2 separate regions of the Homo sapiens genome follow, and region 2 is linked to region 1. The links are chromatin contacts, found by Hi-C or POLR2A ChIA-PET in ENCODE. All regions are on one chromosome and are shown on one strand. Each heading gives the region's core, a stretch centred on a gene start or an enhancer-like site at or near the end of the contact. The rest is flanking DNA. Distances are from core to core; before and after follow the strand shown. Region 1 overlaps MAML3 (mastermind like transcriptional coactivator 3). Region 2 overlaps MAML3 (mastermind like transcriptional coactivator 3).

Region 1 (5,860 bases), core at 2,397-4,896:
TTTATTATAAGCATGAATTTCATTTGTCTCCTGTTTATGCAATGACTAAAAGTGGTATGTTATTAGGAATAGTCACTGATGGTGACACAGAAATAGAAGTTGGACATTTCTTGTCTGAGAAATAATACCTTAAAATGGGTTAATTTAATCCAATTAGTTTTCAGATAGAAATTATTTAATTACTAATGACTTCTGGCTTGTCAGGTTTTGCTGGGTTTTCTCATAGTCTAACCCCAATTTAGCTAATCAAGACCCTCTTTTTAAAAATGCCACTTTGCAATGATTTCAGAAACAGAAATAATTAAACACTTGAGTTACCCAAGAATAACCTTAATAAGAAATGAATAGAAACTACAAGAAGAAAATTAGAGAATCTTTAAAAAAGACTTGAGTGAATGGAGATATAGTTCTTATTCCTGAATGAAGAGACTGCATATTGTGAAGAAGTCAACTCTTCCCAGACCATTCTATAGATTTAATATAATTCAAATCAGCATTGCAGAGGGATTCATTTAGGAATTTAATAAATTTTTTATAGTTATTCTGGAAAAATAAACTGGGAGGAGAAGCTAAGGAAGCTAAAGAAGGCAATATGAGATGTTAGAACCTACTGTAAAACCAGAATAATGGAATACTATGCGAGCGGTGGAAAAACCAATAGTTCAATGCAAGAGAAATGATAGTCCAGAAGGAGATCTTAAGAATTCATTATCTGTTAAAAATATGGGGAAAGGAAAGATTATGAAATAGACAAGAATAAGGGGGGATATCTGAAGTTAGATTTGCACCTTGCAACTATACCAAAATACATTTCTGAAGAGCATATAATTAAATGTAAAAAATGAACTCCAAAAACATTTTTAAAAGTCAGTATTTCATGATTTTGGTATAAAGTCTTTCTAAGTATAAAATAATTAGAAGTTACAAGGGAAGAGGTTAATAGTTTTCATTGCATAAATTTTTAAACTGTACATTAAAAACCCTTAAAAATTAACAAGCAGATTAAAAGCTAGGACAAAATATTGGCATAAATGCAAATTTATAATATGTAAGTTTTTTAGAAAAAGAAATATATATCCTATTTTTGAAAAATGGGCAACAGACATGAATAGAGACAGTTTATGAATGAAAAATATAATTTAGCCAATAATTCTTAACAGATGTTCAGTCTCACTAATGATCATACAAATGCAAATTAAAAGAACAAAATATATTTTTTCACTATTATATTGGAAAAAAATTAAAATAACAATTCCTAAAGCTGGATAAGATGTGGTAAGGGAGCTCATTCAGTAGGCAAGCATAAATTGATAAGATCTTTCTGGAAACCAATTATACAACACACGTCAAGATCCTAGTTAATAACTTCCAACCCAGAAATTGCTCTTTTAAGAATCTACACTATGAAAACAGTCAGAAATTCCACTGAAGATAGATTTAAAAGGATGTTCGTAAACAACAAAAGGTAAACAACTAAAATGTTCAACAATAGGTGACAGATTAAATTTTAAATAATTTATGGGAAAATTATGCAGGCATTAAAAATCAGGTTTTATAAAGAATGTTAAATGACCAAAAACCTCAATAATATAGGTGAACAAAGTAGGATACAAAACCAAATGCTGTTGGATTTAATGCTGTCTAAATCAAGACATTATATTTGTCTCATATGCATAGAAATTAACTAGTATGCATCACTTCCAAATGATACAGAGAGATCATCTTGAATGGTAGGATTATGCATGATTTTAAAAACACATCAGGTGCATAGTTCTTTAAATTTCTAAAATAAACAGACTTTTTAGGCTTAAAATATTATGTAAAAAGGAATTTGTTAAAATTCACCACAATAATTTAAAGAGACAATATACGTTCAGTGGCAAACTAAATTAGCTGTGTCATCACCTGGCTTCTATTCCAGTTTCTGCCACTTGTTGGCTCTATGACCCTAAATAAGCCATTTATCGTTCTCTAAACTTTGGTTTCTTCAGCTTAAAAATAACAACTGACAAGACTTGCCATTCGGAAAGCTGCTTTGCAAACTGTAAAGTATCATATGCATATACGCTATTATTTTGTGTGTGTGTGTGTGTGTATGTCTGAGTTTAGAACTCCAACCTAAGTGGACCTTATAGATTAAAGCAAAAATCTACTAACCCATACCTGAAAGCCTCGATTCGGAATTACCTTAAACCCTGCACTTGTTTAGCCATATGCAGGAGCCATCTTTGGTTCAGTACACCTACACATGCCGGCCTGTTAACAACTGGCTTGGTAGCCAAGAGAGGAATGACAAATTACATCCAAGGCTATGCGTGGGGCAGATGGGAGAAAGATCAAACCAAGGATGGCCTGAGCTCAGACTCCATAGGATACCTCAAGGGAGCATACACGTACCCTAAAACAGTCCGTGCCTCAGTGGCAGAAGAGCCTTGTGGTGGAAAACACACTGCTTTTACACGTGAGCTACACTGGGAGGAACACAGTTCTTTGCCAACCCTTGTTTGCTCTCCTTTTGAAGTTAGATCACTGGTGTCAAATAAGTTGGGAAAGAAATAAAGAAGGTTGACTTTATTATTAGCTTGACAAAGCTAATAGCCCATACATGATACACTCCAATTGTTAGCTTGACAAAGCCTATAGCCCATACATGATACACTCCAAATTTGATATATTTTCTTATCAAACAAAACAAAATGACAGTGAATTTTAGCTTAGCAAGTTGCATGTTCAACAGCAGCACTGATTCATAGCCAGGGCTGTTCTATAATCAGGACTGAAGAGTGGAGTGGGGAAAGGTACACTCCTCCATTCATATTCGGCTCTTCCTTCCCTTCACTTTCTCTTCTCTATCCACGGGCACAATGCTGAGAACAGCTATAACTTGCAGTGTGTGGAGAGGGATGAGGCATTCATCTGTCAGACAAGCTATCCAATTTTTCTGACTTTTCCAGCTATTTTCATAACATAACAGTGAGCTCAACTTATCCATCATTCATTCATCCATCTATCCATTCATGTATTCATTCATCCATCCATTCATTCTTCAAACAACTGTGTGTGCCTGGGGGAGCCCCCCACCAACATCACTGGTGGCCTCAATATTTTCAATGAACACACATCAGCCTACAAGTGAAGGGTGTATATCACCGGCCTGTGGCCAACCGCTGCAGGCACCATACCACTTCTAAGTCCTGTTATTTGATTATCACCAGCTTTATTGGCCACAGAGGGGAAGGGATATTATAGCTTTGTGGCTTTTCAGAGTTCGGTCCTTAGTGAACTGCCAAGCCTCAGCAGCAACTCCCAGATCACAGGATGGGGGATTTTTATGACCACATCTCAGTTCTCACCAGAAAAGGCAAAAAGGAGGAAGCAGGTGACACATTATAGGATACACAGCAATGGATAAGCCTAACAAAGCCAGTCACTGCCATTCCCCCTCTTACCTTTGTGTTCTCTCCCTCCCACATTTCCTGTCAACTCTCCCAACATCCCCTCCCAAACTGTACTCAGAATAATTTACACGGCCTCAATCTCAAAGAGAAGGAAACATAAGCTGTTTATGATATTCCGTATTATGCTTTCGAAAAATATACATGGCTCACTGAGCTTACCCCAGTGTGAGCAACTCCTCTCAGCGATCCCTGAGACAAGGGGTGTGCGTGTGGGTGAATGTACACATGTGTGAGACCAGCTAGTGGCAGTGGCACAGGGTGTGTTTGTGAGTGTGCATGTGTGTGTGTGTTTATGAGAGAGAGAAAGAAAGAATGTCGGTGTGTGACTCCCCCACTCACTCTTTGGAGCCTGAGAGGCTCTCCTTTCTCAGAGCAATTACTACAAATGATTTATGTGACCAGTCAAAAGGGCCTGCCAGGGTTCTTATTTCATCTCCAGAAAAAGGAACTCTGCTGGAATGTTATCAGGGAGCTTGGGATTAAACTGACAGCTGCCTTTTGTTTTCCCTGTGAAAGAGCTTCTCCTTTGGACTGTGGCATTTGGTTTCTACACAGACAGCCAGAACTTAAGGTAGGCAAAGACTAGCTAGACAAGGGCCACAAGAGAAGGGAAACATTTTTAAATGGGGAAGGAGAGGTTTCTTTCTTTCCTTCCCTTCTGTATTTATCTTGAGAGGATGTGCTCTTAGCTGCTGATTTTAGGAGGCAGCCTAGCTTATGCGGGATTGGAATATTGTTTATTTTTTCACTGTACAGAAGCAGCCACAGCACCACACCTCTACCCTCTGTTACCCATGCTTATTTTGCTAGAGAGAAAACAAAGGCCCCTTCCAACGTAGCTTATGGAGATGTGACCCTGGTCCCCACCCTCTGCTAGATTGTGCACCGGCACACGTCAGTCACGGGGCCTGGGGCGGGAAACAAGGCAGGATGGGAAACAGTCCATCGTAAGTACAGGCAGGAAAACTCTGTGGACCCAAAACCACGGAAACCATATGTGTTCTCACCCTCTGAGACCCAAACTCTAACAGAGCATTGTTGTTTTCATAAATACTCAGCTGCAGGCTTGGCTGGCCATAACCCACCCCACATGTGAGCCCCCACCTTCCTGACTCCCACCTGGTTTGCTGTGTGAAGAAAGCACAGGGGTGGTCAGTTGTTGGGCTGATTAAAGAAATACACATTTATACCTGCACGTACACACACACACACACACACACACACACACACACGGATGCTCCAGTGACTGCATAATAAAGCTTTGTAGATGAATAATGGTAAATACAAATTGAGGAACCTCTCAAGGGATCAAGAGAAGAGTTTAGTAAAGAGAGGTTGTGGGTGGATAGTTATAAAGGGAAGAGAAATAAAGAAAGACATGGACTGTAAAATCATCTTTATAGTCTTATATTCAGACATTCTAGCGAAAAATACATTTTTTTTGACTTGTGATTTCCAAATTTCATTTTTCCTAATGCTTTGCCAAGAGGTATCATGCAATATGTAAACCAAAATTGATTTTTTTTTTTTTTTTTTTTTTTTAGAGACAGGATCTGGCTCTGTCACCCAGGCTGGAGTGCAGTGGCCCCATCATAGCTCGCTGCAGCCTCAAACTCCTGGGCTCAAGTGATACTCTGGCCTCAGCCTCCTGAGTAGCTGGCACTATAGGCACACCACCACACCCAGCTAATTTTAAAATTTTTTTAGAGTCAGGGTCTAGCTATGTTGCCCAGGCTGATCTCAAATTTCTGGCCTCAAGTGATCCTCTCATCTCGGCCTCCCAAAGTGTTGGAATTACAGGCATGGGACATCATGCCTGGCCTAAAATTAATTTTTATCAATATATATCTGTACAGGTCTTCACAGCATATGATACTGTGGTGTGTTCAGAAATCAGAGCACAGAGGGATCTGTGAGTGATCACAGAAGGATCCCAGAGAAGGAAACTAACACTTATGGAGGGCACATTATGTGTCAGGTATATATCTTCTAAATATTTTCCCCTTTATTCTTCTCTACAACTCTATGTGGTAGGTTTTTTATTCTCACTTTATAGTTAGGGTTATAAAAATCAAGTGAATTTAAATAATTTGTTGCCTACTGTGGTAGACACCACTGGCTGCCTAGCTAATATTCCTTCTCTTCAGTAGAATCCTGATTGTACTTGAGGAGGGATTTTCCTGCCTCCCTTGCAGCTAGGGATGGCTGTGTAACACAGTTCCAGCCAATGAGATGTCTATAGAAGTATGCTGGGAATTTGTGACTGGCCCTGCCCTTTTCTTCTGTTGTTTTCTTCATTTTCCTCTGGCCTGGAGCACAGACGTAAGGCCAGCAGTGAAGATGTCATTCTGTGACCTTGAGATAACAAGCATGAGGATAAAAGCCATGCATTGGGTAGGAAG
Region 2 (5,860 bases), core at 1,207-3,706, 36 kb after region 1:
ATTTTACATACAAGGAAACTAATTATGGAATGGGTAAGTGACTGTATCACATATCTAAAAACAGAAAGAGAAGAGAACTCACGTTTACTGCATTCATGAGCATCTACTCATTATCTAGTTTAATTCTTCCCACAATCCTAGAAAGGAGGCATTTTTATTTTTATTTTTATTTGTTTTGAGACAGGATCTTGCTCTGCCACCCAGGCTGGAGTGCAGTGGTGCAATCTTGGCTCACTGCAACCTCCGCCTCCTGGTTCAAGTGATTCTCATGCCTCAGCCTCCCAAGTAGCTGGGATTATAGGTGTGTGCCACCACGCCCAGCTAATTTTTGTGTTTTTAGTAGAGATGAGGTTTCACCGTGTTGGTCAGGCTCGAACTCCTGGCCTCAAGTTATCCGCTTGCCTTTTTTTTTTTTTTTTTTTTTTTTTTTTTTTTTTGAGACAGAGTCTCACTCTGTTGCCCAGGCTGGAGTGCAGTGGCGCCATCTCGGCTCACTGTAACCTCCGCCTCCTGGTTCAAGTGATTCTCTTGCCTCAGCCTCCCGAGTAGCTGGAATTATAGGTGTGTGCCACCATGCCTGGCTAAGTTTTGTATTTCTAGTAAAGTCGGGGGGTTTTCACCATGATGGCCAGGCTGGTCTTGAACCCCTGACTTCAGGTGATCCGCCTACCACAGCCTCCCAAAGTGCTGGGATTACAGTCCCCAGTCACCACGTCCAGCCAAGGCCAGTTCCTTTTGTTAGCTGCAGACGCTTTCTCCAACTTCTTTTCCCTCTAAAGAGAAGGTAAGACTAAACTGATAACTTATGGCATCTGTTCCTCCCAAAAGCTCTACGTGTACCCACCTGATAATGGGGCTTTGGCAATTACCTTACTGCTTCCAACCCAAGTCCTCAATCTACTATGGAGCTCAGCATGCGAAGAAAGGTGACGCCATCTATCTTTTGCCCAAAGCTGAGTACATACTAAGATGTGTCTACTCTCGGGTCCATGTGCTCAAATTTAGAAAACACACCAGAAAATAACTTGATATATCACAATTTTAGATTTACTACCTAGTCCCAATACAGGGAATTAGAATATTTCCAAAATCCTGAACTCAAATCCCAACTTACACTACTGACAGGTCTTAATTACCCATGTTTAAGGACAAGGCAAAAGTAAAACCCAAAACCTGATGAATTAACATTCATAATAAGTTAATCTAGCCCATATTTTCCCTTCTTAGTTCACCAACTGTTTTGCTAGAAAATTTATAGGATTACCTGTTCATAGATGTAGGTAATTATATACAGTTGGGGTTTCTCTAGAAATGACTCCTGAAGTATCTTAATTCGGAGTCTTCTAATGAAATTGCTACTATCTCCAGTTTAATAACCAAATTATTACTGTCCTGCTTGGTCTGATCACGTCCTAGTCTGGACCTCAGCTTCTGTTTCAAAAAATGAGCATTTCTTCACTTCCTGAGACCTCACTGTTTGGGTCTGATGAAGCAACTTCCCATGGACGGCATTGTAGCCATCGAGAGAAACCCCACTCACCAAAGGAGAAAGCTTGGCCCACAGGGCCCCTGGGAGGTGCCATTTTCATCTTCTATTGCACTGCGCTGACATTTTTAAATTATAATGACTCCATATCCCAAATGAGTCCTAAGAACATTCTGAATCAGCTAATTAATAAATCAATTGCTCTTCAGGATGGCATTTATCAAATTCACAACTAATATGTGAGGTGCGGGTAGAGTGGAAGTCTGCAGCTGCTACACCTCTGGCTCTGGTAGGACCCAGCTTGTTCCAAAACCTCTGTTGCACTCTGGCTGTAAGCGAAACACCTTCAAGTTTCTATGCATACTATTTGAGTCCATTGGGATACAATTTCATCATCAGAGACAACATCTTATGCAATAATGAGTAGTTGCCTAAAGAATGAAGAACAGGAGCATCCCTACTAATCAGACACTCAGTGTCCCATATGGTGATGGTAATTGAAACATCCTTCTGGTCACACTGTTGAACTAAGATTGAAATCAATTAGATGCCACTGTTTAGATGTTGGTGGCATTGTGCTGTCTTTTTCTTGGCACAGAGATGATGTGGGAGTTAACAATACCAAGCAAGGCATCCTACTTCACCAAGAGTGGACCACTGGTGAACTCTCAATCCCTTAAAACCTGATAATTTCTACAGGCTTCAGAATCACTGCCAACATCCTGAAAATCAGTTGTGACAATAAGGCTGTCAGAGCAGTGTGTACTGCTCTTAATCATCTACTTAGTGTCTCTTTCTTGGTCATAGACTGTACCTTCCTTACCACTGCAGCCACATGGCTCCTCTTCACATGCTGTTGTTGACAGTGTGGGTGGGATATAGGGATGGTGGGCAGCTGCCCAAATTTTCTGTTCATCAATAGTGGGATGACATAAAATGAGACCAGAAGACAAGACTGCAGAGAGCCTGGGGACAGGTTGAGTAAGAAGCAGAGAGCTGCTGTCCAGATGCCAGAGAGCTGAACAAAAGCCTGCCATTTGTTTAGTCCTATTCTGGCTCACACTATTCACCTTCCTTTCCTTTTGATATCATCAATATGGTTTTTCTCCTGGAAGAGACTTTCTATTTCTCTTTCTCTCTCTCTGTCTGTCTCTCTCTCTGTCTCTCTCTCTCTCTCTCCCTCTGCCCCAACACAGCATCCCTTTTGATGAGATAATGGGTGTTGACTTGCAGTCCAATACTTACTAAAGCCTGATGGCTCTACAAATTACTTAGACAGAATCTAATCCTGAGGGTAGGTATCAATGATAGGGTATGTGTGTGGGGAATCAGAAATGGCATGTTGTCCTACAGAGAGGTCACACCAAAGAAGTAAGAAGATGGGAAAGAAGAAGTGAGGGTGGTGACAGAGAGGGGGAACTAGACATGTGGCTGCATTAGACAGAGTACACAGAAGGGAGGCTCAATGTGGACATGGGAAAAGGTATATTCATTAAGAATGAAAATAGAAGAGGGCTTCTTTATTCAAGTTCTGGGTGTCTGAATCAGGTCAAACTGGCAGAGACACATAGGTAGAAATTGAAGTTAGAAAAATTAAATAAGTGCAAGGAAATCATATTTTGCTGTGTAAGTTCATTTCTAAACATACAGATGTCAGAGAGTTTTGATAAATGCTCATATTCTTTTCATGATTGTACTAAGATCTCACACGGTAAATGACATCAGGAGTTAGAATGGATTGAGATCAAGACAAAGCAGGAACCTACTTTGAATAAAATTTTACTCATCTCAGTATTTTTGGATGTTTCCTTTATCTGAACTAAAGCACTTCATATGATGTCATCTCTTATTTTCTCTTTTGTAGTCTCCTTTATAAATCTATGGTGAATGGTATAGAATAGTTTCATTGGTACCACAATCCCCTTATACCTGATATTATGATAATTCTGAAATACAAACTGAATAAATACATAGGTCATTTTCAAAATGATTTTTATTTGCTCAACAGATTGAATCTGTGCAGTAGTAAAATTACAGTTCGTTAAGTAAATCTTGAGTCAGAGTAAGGTTTAGCAGGGTAATGTTGATCTTTAACCCCTTCATCTAGAATATATTTTTAGGAGTGGGAGGAAATCCCAACATCTATATAAACAGAGAACTCAGAGTTTGAAATGCTCCAAGCAGACATAGTTATTTGTGACAGCTTGACAGTGACAAAAAATCCAGGAGCTGAAATGCTTTCTCCTCGGCTTATGAGTGGCTTTTTATGCAAATCTTGATAGATCATTTTATGCCTTAATTTTCCTACCTACAGATTGCCAGAAGCCTTGGTGACTAAACTATGGCTTATAAGAAGCTAGCACTGTACTTTATTTTTATTTTACTAGACAGACTCTATCACCAAACTACATATTTTTGTCTGTAAGAGGAAGAGTTTAAGAAAGAAACAACCTACTAATAATAGTTTAAATATTATTTTATATTTAAAGATGTATTTTATTTTATTTATTTTAATTTGTGAGACAGGGTCTCACTCTGTCACCCAGGCTGGAGTGCAGTGGCACAATCATAGCTTACTGCAGCCTCAACCTCCCTGGACTCAGGTGATCCTCCTACCTCAGCCTCCCAAGTAGCTGGGACTATAGGCGTGCACCACCACACCAGGATAAGTTTTGTATTTTTTGCAGAGACGGGGTTCTGCCATATTGCCCAGATTGGTCTCGAACTCCTGGGCTCAAGCAATCCACCCACCCTGGCCTCCCAAAGTGCAGGGATTACAGACGTGAGCCACCATGCCCAGACTAAAGATGTATTTTAAAATAGCCATTAGTTTATATGACTTTTGGTAGCAGACAGAGCTTTTCTTTACAGGCACAGTCTTTAAAATACAGCTCCATTAAAACATTTTTGCTTCTGGCCTTCTCCAGTATACTTCAAATACCTATTGCATGGCTTTATTAGGATATCCTTTAATTTAGAAAATCAAGGTGATTCATTGTAATCTTTTGGAGGAAAATTGTGTGTTTTCCCCAGTGAGGCCATGTCACAATTCTTTGATAGCACAAAGGTGGGGAAAACCCCAAAAGTGTAATGAGACTGGAGGGATCTGCTTCTTCCCACATCATTCAGTAAGATTTTCACAGTTCACACTTAGGATTTTCCGAATCTATGAGAAGACAGGCCAGAGACAGGGTAATGGGACTGAGTGCTGACTGATTTGCAAATGGTACAAATTTCACCACTTGACAAATCTCCCTCCCTCCATTCTTTCCTCTTTTCCTTTCTTCTTCCTTTCTCAGCTTTCTTCCCCCTCCCTCTTTCCTCCATTATTCACATTGTGTATCTATATTGTGTAAAAAACAAAACAAAACAAACAAACAAAAATATATATATGGTTCTTTTCTTCTGGGTTAGCCTAGACCCCAGTTTGTCCAGAATAGTGTGGGAAGTTGGGTGCAGAGGGCAGCATGGAGAGTACAAGATCACTCAGATTCAATCCGTTGAGCAAATCATAAAAATATTGTTCAAGGAGTCCTGCAAGAGTCACACGGAATCCCGCAGTGCTTGTTTTACACATGTTTCCATGCACACCTGATACTGTGTCTCTCCCTCAAACACTTGGGACCGCTCAGTTCATAGGGAGGTATCAGATAAACTGGAACACTGTTTTCTGGGCTTCCGTACAAAGCCTTTTAAATATGATTTAGAGAATTGGGAACTGATTAAGAAACAAAGTGCCATTGCTAGCACTAGGAAGCTGATTGCCCTGGTGAACAGGATCAATTAAGTACAGGAGGTAAAATCTTCAAAAATACTTTCTAGCTATGCCCTGTTGCTGATCACCAAATTCATGGTAATGGAAGAAAACATGCTTCACTTGATTATTGTGACAACTGAATACACTGCTGCTTCTATTGTTGTGAAAAGCTTGCTTGAAAAGGAAAGTTAATCTGGAGGGATGGATGACTGAGTGGCAAGCCTAGGTCACAAAGCACAGCTCTCTTCACCAGAAATCTACATGGGACTCAGGAAGAAACAGAATTCAGGCTATTTTGTTTGTTTATTTGTTTATTTGGTGGTATGTTTGATCTGGACAGGAGACTATTTTAGGGATCTCCAATCTCATCCATTTGATCTATTTTTCTTTTAAGCATGTGTGCTTAGGAAATTACATATTGTAAGCGACCCTGGGGTGTGCAATCTTATCTCTTTTAATACACTTTTCCATTCTGACAAGGAGCTTCAGTGGCTTGGAATAATCCTCTTCAATTGACAAAAGAAGCCCCCAATTTCTAAGTTTTTAAACCATTAGTGGCTGATCAGTTGCAACAAATATGCTGCCACTGCTGCTGCTGCACCTAATGATTGAATTTT

Evidence for each region. A loop is a pair of places that touch in the nucleus more often than their neighbours do. ChIA-PET counts read pairs that join two places held with the same protein, here RNA polymerase II (POLR2A).
Region 2: a loop to region 1 is called in a map of Caco-2, with 2.1 times the contacts of the local background. The contact joins two enhancer-like sites. A Hi-C loop is called at or near these places in 1 of 168 maps with a recorded cell type or tissue (Caco-2). POLR2A ChIA-PET finds 5 or more read pairs at or near these places in 6 of 52 experiments (A549, H1, T-cell and 2 more).

The regions. Positions count from the first base shown.
Region 1 is chr4:139,805,210-139,811,069 of GRCh38, forward strand. All of the region lies in intron 2 of MAML3 (mastermind like transcriptional coactivator 3), which reads right to left. Among named protein-coding and RNA genes, the nearest start is that of MGST2, 140 kb to the left of the region's middle. Within about 2 kb of position 3,647, at least 2 of the 41 ENCODE cell types and tissues checked have a DNase peak (open chromatin) inside an H3K27ac peak, as active enhancers do.
Region 2 is chr4:139,842,360-139,848,219 of GRCh38, forward strand. The region is part of intron 2 of MAML3 (mastermind like transcriptional coactivator 3); the gene reads right to left. Among named protein-coding and RNA genes, the nearest start is that of MGST2, 180 kb to the left of the region's middle. Within about 2 kb of position 2,457, at least 2 of the 41 ENCODE cell types and tissues checked have a DNase peak (open chromatin) inside an H3K27ac peak, as active enhancers do.